Regions from separate parts of the Homo sapiens genome. Here region 2 is linked to region 1. Evidence: read pairs that join two places in POLR2A ChIA-PET (ENCODE). Cell type or tissue: OCI-LY7. All regions are shown on one strand. Region 1 overlaps SCP2 (sterol carrier protein 2). Region 2 overlaps ZYG11B (zyg-11 family member B, cell cycle regulator).

Region 1 (5,000 bases):
TTCTAAGAATAATACAAGGAACTCCCTTATACCTTCTACCTAGATTTACCAATTGTTGACATTTTGCCCATTTGCTTTATCATTTTTCCTCTACATATATTTATATCTGTATACATTTTTTCTTAACTATCTGAGAGAAAGGTGGAGTTGTTATGCTTCTTTATCCCTAAATATTTCAGTGTGTAATTGTAGAAACAATGATATTCTTTTGCTTAACCACAGTAGTTATAAAACTCAAGAAACTTAACAGGGTTGGGCGTGGTATCTCATGCCTGTAATCCCAGCACTTTGGGAGGCTGAGGCGAGTGGATGGCTTGCGGTCAGGAGTTTGAGACCAGCCTGGACAACATGGCGAAACCCCCTCTCTACTAAAAATCAAAAATTAGCCAGGCGTGGTAGCACATGCCTGTAGTCCCAGCTACTCAGGAGGCTGTGGCATGAGAATCGCTTGAGCCTGGGAGGCAGAGGTTGGGGTGAGCTGAGATCATGCCACTGAACTCCAGCCTGGGCAACAGAGCAAGACTCTGTTTCAAAAAAAAAAAAAGAAAAAAGAAAGACATGGATACAATACTATGAACTCATTCAAATAACATAGTCACAGTTCAACAACTGTCCCAATAATATATTTATAAAATATACTCTAAACTTTATTTTTTCTCCCTGTCAGGAGAAATCCCTAAAAATGCATTTAGCTGTCATGTCTCTTTAGTTTCCTTTAATGTGAAATGATCCCTCAGACTTTCTTTGTATTTCTTGACCATGATTTTTTTGAAGAGTGCAAGTATATTCTTTAATAGTAGAATGCTTCTCAGTTTGCAATTGCCTAATGTTTCCCCAAATTAGATTCAGATTATACATTTTTTGCAGCATGAAATTATGTTGTGTCCTTCTAGGTGCATCATATCTGGAGGTGCATGAGGTTGTTTAACCCATATTGGTGTTGTTAGCTTTAATCACTTAATGTGGCATCTACCATGTTTTCCTCTGAAAAGTTGCTGTTCTTTTCTTTGTAATTAATAAGTAATTTGTAGCAAGATGCTTTGAGATGATACCATTTTTTCTATACTTATTAACTGGCATTATTCTGTAAAGAAGAGCTTTCCCTTGTCTTCCATTTCAAAATTTATTCATATATTTATATATGTATGCATACAAACTCATGAATTCTTATTGTATTCACTGGGTTATAGTAAAGTGGTATCAATTATTTTGATTTTCAAAATGCCCCTGATTTGGCCAGTGGGAACCTGATCAAGTTGATTCATTTTTCCCTATGATTCCTTTTAGTAGTTCCTTACTTTCTGGCGCAAGAAGATATTCCAGGCTCGTCCTGTGCTTTCCATGCCTCAGCCCTAGGATCAGTCATTTCTCTGAGTCCTGGTTCCTTTTAGTAGAGAATGGTATATGGAAACCACAAATGGCTGTTAGCTGTGTGCTTGTTATTATTACTTCTAGGCCTTTTCAGCAAGCGCAGTAGCACACACAAGCATTACTTTAGTTTTGTTTTAAGACAGATATTTAAGGAATGCACGCAATAATCTTAATGTGATGTATATCTGTTTCCATACTCATGTAGCCACCAGTTTGTTAGCAGTTAGAATGAGGAATTTATAAAACTAGTTAAATGTCACTTGTATGTGACAACTTTTTAAATTTTATAGACTAGAGTTACCGGAGACAGATTTTTGTTTTTTTGAGACAGAGTCTCCCTCTGTCATCTAGGCTGGAGCGCAGTAGCACATTCTCAGCTCACTGCAACTTCCACCTCCTGGGTTCATGCAATTCTTGTGCCTAAGCCTCCTGAGTAGCTGGGATTACAGGTGCATGCCACCATGCCTGGCTAATTTTTGTATTTTTAGTAGAGACGGAGTTTTGCCATGTTGTCCAGGCTGGTCTTGAACTCCTGAACTCAAGTGATCTGCCTGCCTCGGCCTCCCAAAGTGCTGGGATTACAGACATGAGCCACCATGCCATGCCATCAGAGACAGTTTTGATCAGTGGGAAGAGTACCTTAATCAACTTTTTGATCACACTACTGGCTTTGAGCATATTAATTTAGCCTTTTCCTTATTTAGAAAATACTGAAAATATGTACTTTAGGGATCAGAAAATAACAAATTAAAAATATCTGCCACACATTGTAGTTGCTCAATAAACTTTTGGTTTTTTATTTCCCAGTGCATTTTCCTTTCTTCTTTCCTATTTCTCTAGTTGTGTCACTGGTTAAAGGTCAAAAATAGTTTTATCTTAGTTTAATTTAATTCAATTTTATAGAGACAGGGTTTTGCTATGTTGCCCAGGCTGGTCTCAGACTCCTGGAGTCAAGCAGTCTGCCCACCTCAGCCTCCAGTAGTGCTGGGATTACAGGTGTGAGCCACTGTGCCCAGCCTGAAAATGGTTTTATTTATTAATTATAAATATTACTTAGGGGTATAGGAAAAAAATGAACTTAAATTTTTAGTACAGTATGGGGAACATATCCAACTCATTGAAGCCTACAGCTTGGCCAAAGAGGATCTTATCATATCTCCCACCATACCTCTATGAGGTTTCTTTGTTTGTCTTCCAACTCTCAACTCTGTGGGCTGTATTTCTATGTGTGATGGACCCATGTGCCTGCTCTGAGGTCATGGGGAGTAGCTGATTACAAATGAACTTGATATTCCCTGAAACTTACGCGTACTGTACGACCGTCTCCAGTCAGAACAAACTGATTACTGGTTAAATTTTCGTTTTAGGGATGAAGGTTTGATTACAATGCAGGACTTTATAATCTTCCCAAACACTAAGAATAACAGCAACCACTTTTTTTTTTAGACAGAGTCTCACTCTGTCATCCAGGCTGGATTGCAGTGGTGTTATCTTGGGTTACTGCAGCCTCGACCTCCCCAGGCTCAGATAATCTTCCCACCTCAGCCTCCTGAGTAGTTTGGACCACAGGCACACACCGTCATGCCCAGCTAATTTTTGTATTTTTTTTGTAGAGGTAGGGTTTCACCATGTCGCCCAGGTTGGTCTTGAACTCTTGGGCTCAAGTGATCCACCTGCCTTGGCCTCCCAAAGTGCTGAGATGACAGGCATGAGCCACCATGCCTGGCCGTCAACCACTTTTTTTTTTTTTTTTTGAGATGGAGTCTTGCTCTGTCGCCCAGGCTGGAGTGCAGTTGCGCAATCTTGGCTCACTGCAGCCTTTGCCTCCCGGGTTCAAGCAATTCTCCTGCCTCAGCCTCTTGAGTAGCTGGGACTACAGGCACGCACCACCAGGCCTAGCTGGCTAATTTTTGTATTTTTAGTAGAGATGGGGTTTCCCATGTTGGCCAGGCTAGTCTTGAACTCCTGACCTCAAGTAATCCTCCCACCTTGGCCTCCCAAAGTGCTGGGATTACAGGCATGAGCCACCGAGCTCGGGCTTTTTCTTTCCTTTTCTTTTTCTTTCTTTTTTTTTTTTTTTTTGGGACAGAGTCTTGCCTTGTCACCCAGGCTGGAGTGCAGCAGTATGATCTCATCTCACTACAATCTCTGCCTCCTGGGTTCAAGCGATTCTTGTGCCTCAGACTCCCGAGTAGCTGGGACTACAGTCATAGGCCACCAGGCCCAGCTAATTTTTGTATTTTTAGAAGAGACGGTGTTTTGCCATTTTTTCCAGGCTGGTCTTGAACTCCTGGCCTCATGTGATCCACCTGCCTTGGACTCCCAAAGTGCTGGGATTACAGGCATGAGCCACCATGCCCGGCCTCATCAACCATTTTTTAAAAATTATTTCAGATAACTTTATTAAGACCTAATTCACATGCCCACAATTCACGCATTTTAAGTGTACGTTCAGTGGTTTTTAGCATATCACAAAGTTGTGCAGTCATTACTGCAATTAATCTTAGAACGTTTTCGTCACCTCAAGAGAAAGTGTGTACCCATTAGTAATCCCTCCTTCTTGCAGTCTCTGGCAAACACTAACCTACTTTCTGTCTCTATGGATTTGCCTGTTATGGACGTTGTATGTAAATGAAATCATACATTGTATGGCCTTTGGTGACTGGCTTCTTTCATTTAGCATAATGTTGTCAAGATTCATCCATGTTGTGGCATATATCAGTACTTGATTCCTTTATATGGCTGAAGGTTCCCATTTCTCCACATTCTGTCATTACTTCTTGTTACCTATCTTTTTAGTGTTAGCCATCCTAGTGGTTGTGTAGTGGTATTTCATTGTTCTTTGCATTTCCCTGATGGCTATTGATGATCAGCATCTTTTCATGTTTATTGGCTATATGCATATCTTCTTTGGAGAAAAGCCTATTCAGATCCTTTGGCATTTGAAAACTGGGGTCTTTGTATTTTAATTATTGAGTTGTGAGAGCTCTTTCACAATCACTTTTTGAGGGCCTGGTATGTGCCAGGACCACACTAGGCGTTTCACATGTACTTCTTTGTTTAATCCTCATAAAAGTCCCACACATTAGGTATTTCTGTTTATAGATGAGATTGATGATCAGAGTTAAAATAACTTATCTAAGGAGAGAGAGCCTTGAGTGGTAGGAATCAAGGTTCTAGCTGAGTGCGGTGCTTCTGTTTTCCTGGCTACTCTGTGCTCTCAGTCTTTGACATTGTTGTAGCAGAGCCTGTTTTAGGCCTTAGAATGAAAATTTTCAAGAATCATGGAGGGAATTCATATGCTGAGTAGGTTATTTGCTGGTTTTTATCTTCAAGTTTCCTTTCAATGTTTATATACTAGATTTATTCCAGGAAACATATATAAACCAAATTAAAAAAATAAAACCAATTGGAATTTAGTTTCTGATAAAAGAACTTTTTATGTAAAGAAATCATGAGGAACATCCTTTTGTGAATGTGAATACTCTCTGAGTTTAAGTTGATATATTCAGTTTTCTTAGAGCAGGGCACATATATAAATTTTAAGGAATGAGGGGTTTTCAGAAAACATTGATAAAACTTTACATATTAACTTTTAATCTGGATGAAAAGTTGGTTCATCACTAACT
Region 2 (5,000 bases), 260 kb before region 1:
TAATTTTTTTGTATTTTTAGTAGAGATGGGATTTGACCGTGTTAGCCAGGATGGTCTCGATCTCCTGACCTCATGATCCGCCCACCTCGGCCTCCCAAAGTGCTGGGATTACAGGCGGGAGCCACTGCACCCGGCCAAAAAGCAAGCCCGTTGAATTATCCTGGCATTCTTGTCAATATCAATTGACCACGAATGTAAGAGTTTATTGCTGAACTCTGAATTCTAGTTCATTGATCTATGTGTCTATCCTTATGCTGGTGCCATACAGTTTTGATTACTTTAGTAATCAAAGTCTTTCAACTTTGTTTTTCTTTTCCAAGATCGTTTTGGCTATTCTAGGTGTTGCATTTCCATATGAATCTTAGGATAAGCTTGTCTTTTTTGTTTGTTTTATGAGACGGAGTTTCGCTCTTGTTGCCCAGGCTAGAGTGCAATGGCATAATCTCAGCTCACTGCAACCTCTGCCTCCCAGGTTCAAGCAGTTCTCCTGCCTCAGCCTCCCAAGTAGCTGGGATTACAGGCATGTGCCGCCACACCTGGCTAATTTTGTATTAGTGTTTAGTGGAGACAGGGTTTCTCCATGTTGGTCAGGCTGGTCTCGAACTCCCGACCTCAGGTGATCCACCTGCCTCGGCCTCCCAAAGTGCTGGGATTACAGGCGTGAGCCACCACACCCGGCTTTGTTTGTTTTTTGAGACAGAGCCTCACTCTATCACCCAGGCTGGAGTTCAGTGGCATAATCTCGGCTCACTACAACTTCCGCCTCTTGGATTCAAGTGATTCTCCTGCCTCAGCCTCCTGAGTAGCTGGAACTACAGGCGTCCACCACCATGCCTAGCTAATTTTTGTATTTTTAGTGGAGATGGGGTTTTGCCATGTTGGCCAGGCTGGTCTCGAACTCCTGGCCTCAAGTGATCCTCCCACCTCGGCCCTACCCTATTTTTAAAAAATAGCTCTCTCAGCTTCATACTCATGTCTGAACAGCATATTGTGATGCTTTAGTTGGTTACAAGCTTCCTAAGCTCTGAGGTCTTCCGCTCACCATCCCTGACTGATTAGAACCCCCTGCTGTGTGCTTACTTAATACCCAGTGTGTCCTCTATTTTAATACTAAAGGGGCTGTATGTAAATGTTTGTTTCAGTGTTTCACTTCTATTGCTTCTTGAGAACATAGATCACAGATTGTATTCCACTGCCTTACACAGTGTCTAGCATATGATAGACACTAAAGAAATACTTGTGAAATGAGTAAATGAATGTTTTGTTCTCTGCTTTTCTGGAAACTAACTAGTTGGTTTTTGTGTTTCTTTTATATTTTTCCCTGGGCTCCAAGGAGGAGGCGTCTCCCTATTCCTTACTTGATATCTGCTTGAATTTCTTGACTACTCACCTTGAGAAGTTCTGTTCAGCCAGACAAGATGGAACATTGTGTCTGCAGGAACCTGGAGTATTCCCACAGGAGGTGGCTGATCGACTGCTTCGGACCATGGCTTTTCATGGTAAAAAAATAAACAGAGGAAACAAAAATTATGTGCTGTTAATTAGATTTGATTTTGAAGTGCTACAGTAGCCATTTAATTATTTTCTTAGAAATAACTGAGAAGGCCAAATGAGCCTGATTCCAGGACTATGAATTCATTTATTTTTACCTATCTTGCCTCTTACTGTGTAATTTATAATAAACATTTTTCTTTTTTTTTTTTTTTTTTCCTTGACAGGGTCTCACTCTGTTACCCAGGCTGGAGTGCAGTGGTGCAAACACGGCTCACTGCAGTCTCAACCTCCTGGGCTCAGGTGATCCTCCCAGCTCAGCCTCCTGTGTAGCTGGGACCACAGGCTTGTGCCACCACATCTGGCTAATTTCAACATTTTTCATTTCTAATGGGGCAAACGTTTTTTGACTTTGAGAAGTCTTTTTTTTTTTTTAAATTTTTTAAGAAACAGGGCCTTGTTCTGTTGCCCAGGCTGGAGTACAGTAGCACAAAACTCCTGGGCTCATGTGATCCTCCTGGTTCAGCTTCCTGAGTAGCTGGGACTATAGCTTGGCTAATTTTTTTATTTTTATTTTTGTAGAGATAAGGTCTCACTCTGTTGCCAAGGCTGGCCTCAAACTCCTTTCCTCAAGCAATCTTCCAACCTTGGCCTCCCAAAGCACTGGGATCATAGGCATGAGCCACCATGCCCAGGTGAGAAGTCATTCTTATGTCAGAAATAACTCCTATAACTTGTATCCATTTGGAGGTTTGCCAGTATAAAATACCTTACATCGGGCCGGGCGTGGTGGCTCATGCCTGTAATCCCAGCACTTTGGGAGGCCGAGGCAGGTGAATCACCTGAGGTCAGGAGTTCGAGACCAGCCTGGCCAAGATGGCGAAACCCCATCTTTACTAAAATACAAAAATTAGCTGAGTGTGGCAATACGTGCCTATAATCTCAGCTACTCGGGAGGGTGAGACAGGAGAATCGCTTGAACCCAGGAGACAGAGGTTGCAGTGAGCCGAGGTTGTACCACTGCACTCCAGCCTGGGCGACAGAGCAAGACTCTGTCTCAAAACAAACAAACTAACAATAACAAAAAGCCTTATGTCTTCATTTGACAGTAGGAGGATTATTACTGTTATGGAAAAACTAATTTCTGATTTTGACCTTTGAGATGGGAAATCACAGCCAATTTAGTACTTTGGTTTTCAAAAACCAGTGCTGAAAATCAACTGGGAAGCTCTTATCTGTGTAGTTTTGCTTATGTATGGAGTATTTTTGTTACTTCAAGTTTTAATTTGAAAGAGATATATCTTGGCCGGGCGCAGTGGCTCACACCTGTAATCCTAGCACTTTGGGAGGTCAAGGTGGGCGGATCACGAGGTCAGGAGTTCGAGACCAGCCTGACCCACGTGGTGAAACCCCGTCTTTACTAAAAATACAAAAATTAGCCGGGCGTGGTGGCGCACACCTGTAGTCCCAGCTGCTCAGAGGGTGAGGCAGGAGAATCGCTTGAATCCAGGAGGCGGAGGTTGCAGTGAGTCGAGATTGTGCCACTGCACACCTGGCTGGGCGACAGAGCAAGACTCTGTCTCAAAAAAAAAAAAAAAAAAAAGATACACCTTTATATCTTTACAGTTGATAAACTCATAAGTATGGAATATGATTTGTCCACAGCTATAGAATAGAATGTAAATTTGCCAATAATAATAGCTGTCATTTATTGAATGCCTATGTGCCAGGGATTTTACATGTATTTTCGTGGAATTTTCGCAAAAACTCTATAAGGTAGCTCTATTATCATTCCCGTTAACATATAGATAAACTGAGGTTCAGAGAAGTAACGTCCTGAGGGTCATACTGCAAGTAAATAGTGGAGTCCTAATTCATGTGCAAGTCTGTCCAATTTTAAATATATGCTCGTTCCACTGTGCCACACAGCCTTCCTACACCTATATTAAAGGTATCCCTGCTCCTGGATGCCACATACTGGTTTATACTTTTGCTGTGGCTTTATATATATAAAACTATTAAGTATAAGTGCCAATAATGTGTTCCAAGAAAGAGTAGGATGAAATGAGGCTGTAACTGAGGCATTTTGGAATAATTTAGGAAAGAAGAAGACCTCTACATTGCTTGTTTTTCACAAAGTTTCTCATGCCAGCAGTCTCTTTGAATTTTTCCAACCTGTCATAGGAACTAGGGTAAATTTCTGTATTATATATGTTAAAGTTAAAAGTCCCTTACACAGCTGCACAACGATTTAAGAGATTATGCCAGTGCTAGCATTTCTTTCTAATCCCAATTTAATGATTATGCTCAGTATATTATTATTATTATTATTTTGAGATGGAGTCTTGCTGTGTTGCCCAGGCTGCAGTGCAGTGGTGCAATCTCAGCTCACTGCAGCCTCCACCTCCTGGGTTCAAGTGATTCTCCTGCCTCAGCCTCCTGAGTAGCTGGGACTACAGGTGCCCACCAACACGCCCAGCTAATTTTTGTATTTTTAGTAGAGACGGGGTTTCACCATGTTGGCCAGGTTGATCTTGAACTCCTGACCTCAAGTGATCCACCTGCCTCGGCCTCCCAAAGTGCTGGGATTACAGGCATGAGCCACTGCACCCAGCCAGTGCTCAGTATATTAGATTAAAAAAAGAAAACTCATCTTGTAAATCAAAAGAACAAATGCTAAGGCCTTAACTTTGCCAGATTGGGTTATCCTTTGGAAATGTAACTACTGCTAGCTAATAGTAGTAGTTAACATTTATTAAATGCTTATTATTATGTCAGGCACTATAGCGAATGCTTTATATGGATAAGATAATAGGAGTGGGTTTTAAGCAAGTCTAACTAAATATTTGTCCTCAGAGTAATGTCTTTGAGAAGCTACATGCTTGAAATGTATTTTCTACCTCTTCTTTTCAGACTGCCTTCAGATGAGGAAACTGAGGGTCAGAAAAATAACTTGTTGTCCCTAATTGTGTTACCCTAGTGTGATTACCTGTCTTCTTCATCAAGAAGGGTTCTGAATTATTTAATCTCTTTATACAAATCATTTCCATCTTTAAACAGTCAAGATTTGATACTACTGAGAATATGCAAAGAAACATGTTGCCAGTTCTTGTCTCAATTTGTAAAAGTTGCTTTATACATTTTTCTTCGTGTTTGAAAATATTCATACTGGGAAAAAAGTTATTCAGTTGATACTTTTATTTTTTATTTATTGCTGTTACTATTTTTTCCTTGAGACAGAGTCTTGCACTGTCACCCAGGCTGGAGTGCAGTGGCGCGATCTCGGCTCACTACAACCTCTGCTTCCCAGGTTTAAGCAATTCTTGTGCCTCAGCCTCCGGAGTAGCTGGGGTTACAGGCATGTGCCACCACACTTGGATAATTTTTGTATTTTTTTTAGTACAGATGGGATTTCACTATGTTGGCCAGGCTGGTCCTAAACTCCTGACCTCAAGTGATCTACCGCCTAGGCCTTCGAAAGTGCTGGGATTACAGGCGTGAGCCAGTGC

The links. ChIA-PET counts read pairs that join two places held together with the same protein. Peaks named below come from ENCODE experiments on the same cell type or tissue, not always from the same donor. Only the 100,000 strongest peaks of a DNase experiment are listed, where the experiment ranks them.
Region 2: POLR2A ChIA-PET joins it to region 1 with 5 read pairs; 2 of 35 experiments call an interaction of 5 or more read pairs at or near these places.

What each region holds. Positions count from the first base shown.
Region 1 is chr1:53,018,210-53,023,209 of GRCh38, forward strand. All of the region lies in intron 12 of SCP2 (sterol carrier protein 2), which reads left to right. Among named protein-coding and RNA genes, the nearest start is that of PODN, 42 kb to the right of the region's middle. In OCI-LY7, CTCF peaks have their summits at 4,168 and 4,379; no DNase peak of the experiment used is centred here.
Region 2 is chr1:52,755,125-52,760,124 of GRCh38, forward strand. ZYG11B (zyg-11 family member B, cell cycle regulator) reads left to right here. Exons shown (of 14, transcript NM_024646.3): 2 at 1,334-1,499. Among named protein-coding and RNA genes, the nearest start is that of ZYG11B, 31 kb to the left of the region's middle. In OCI-LY7, no CTCF peak of the experiment used is centred here; a DNase peak (open chromatin) is centred at 3,007.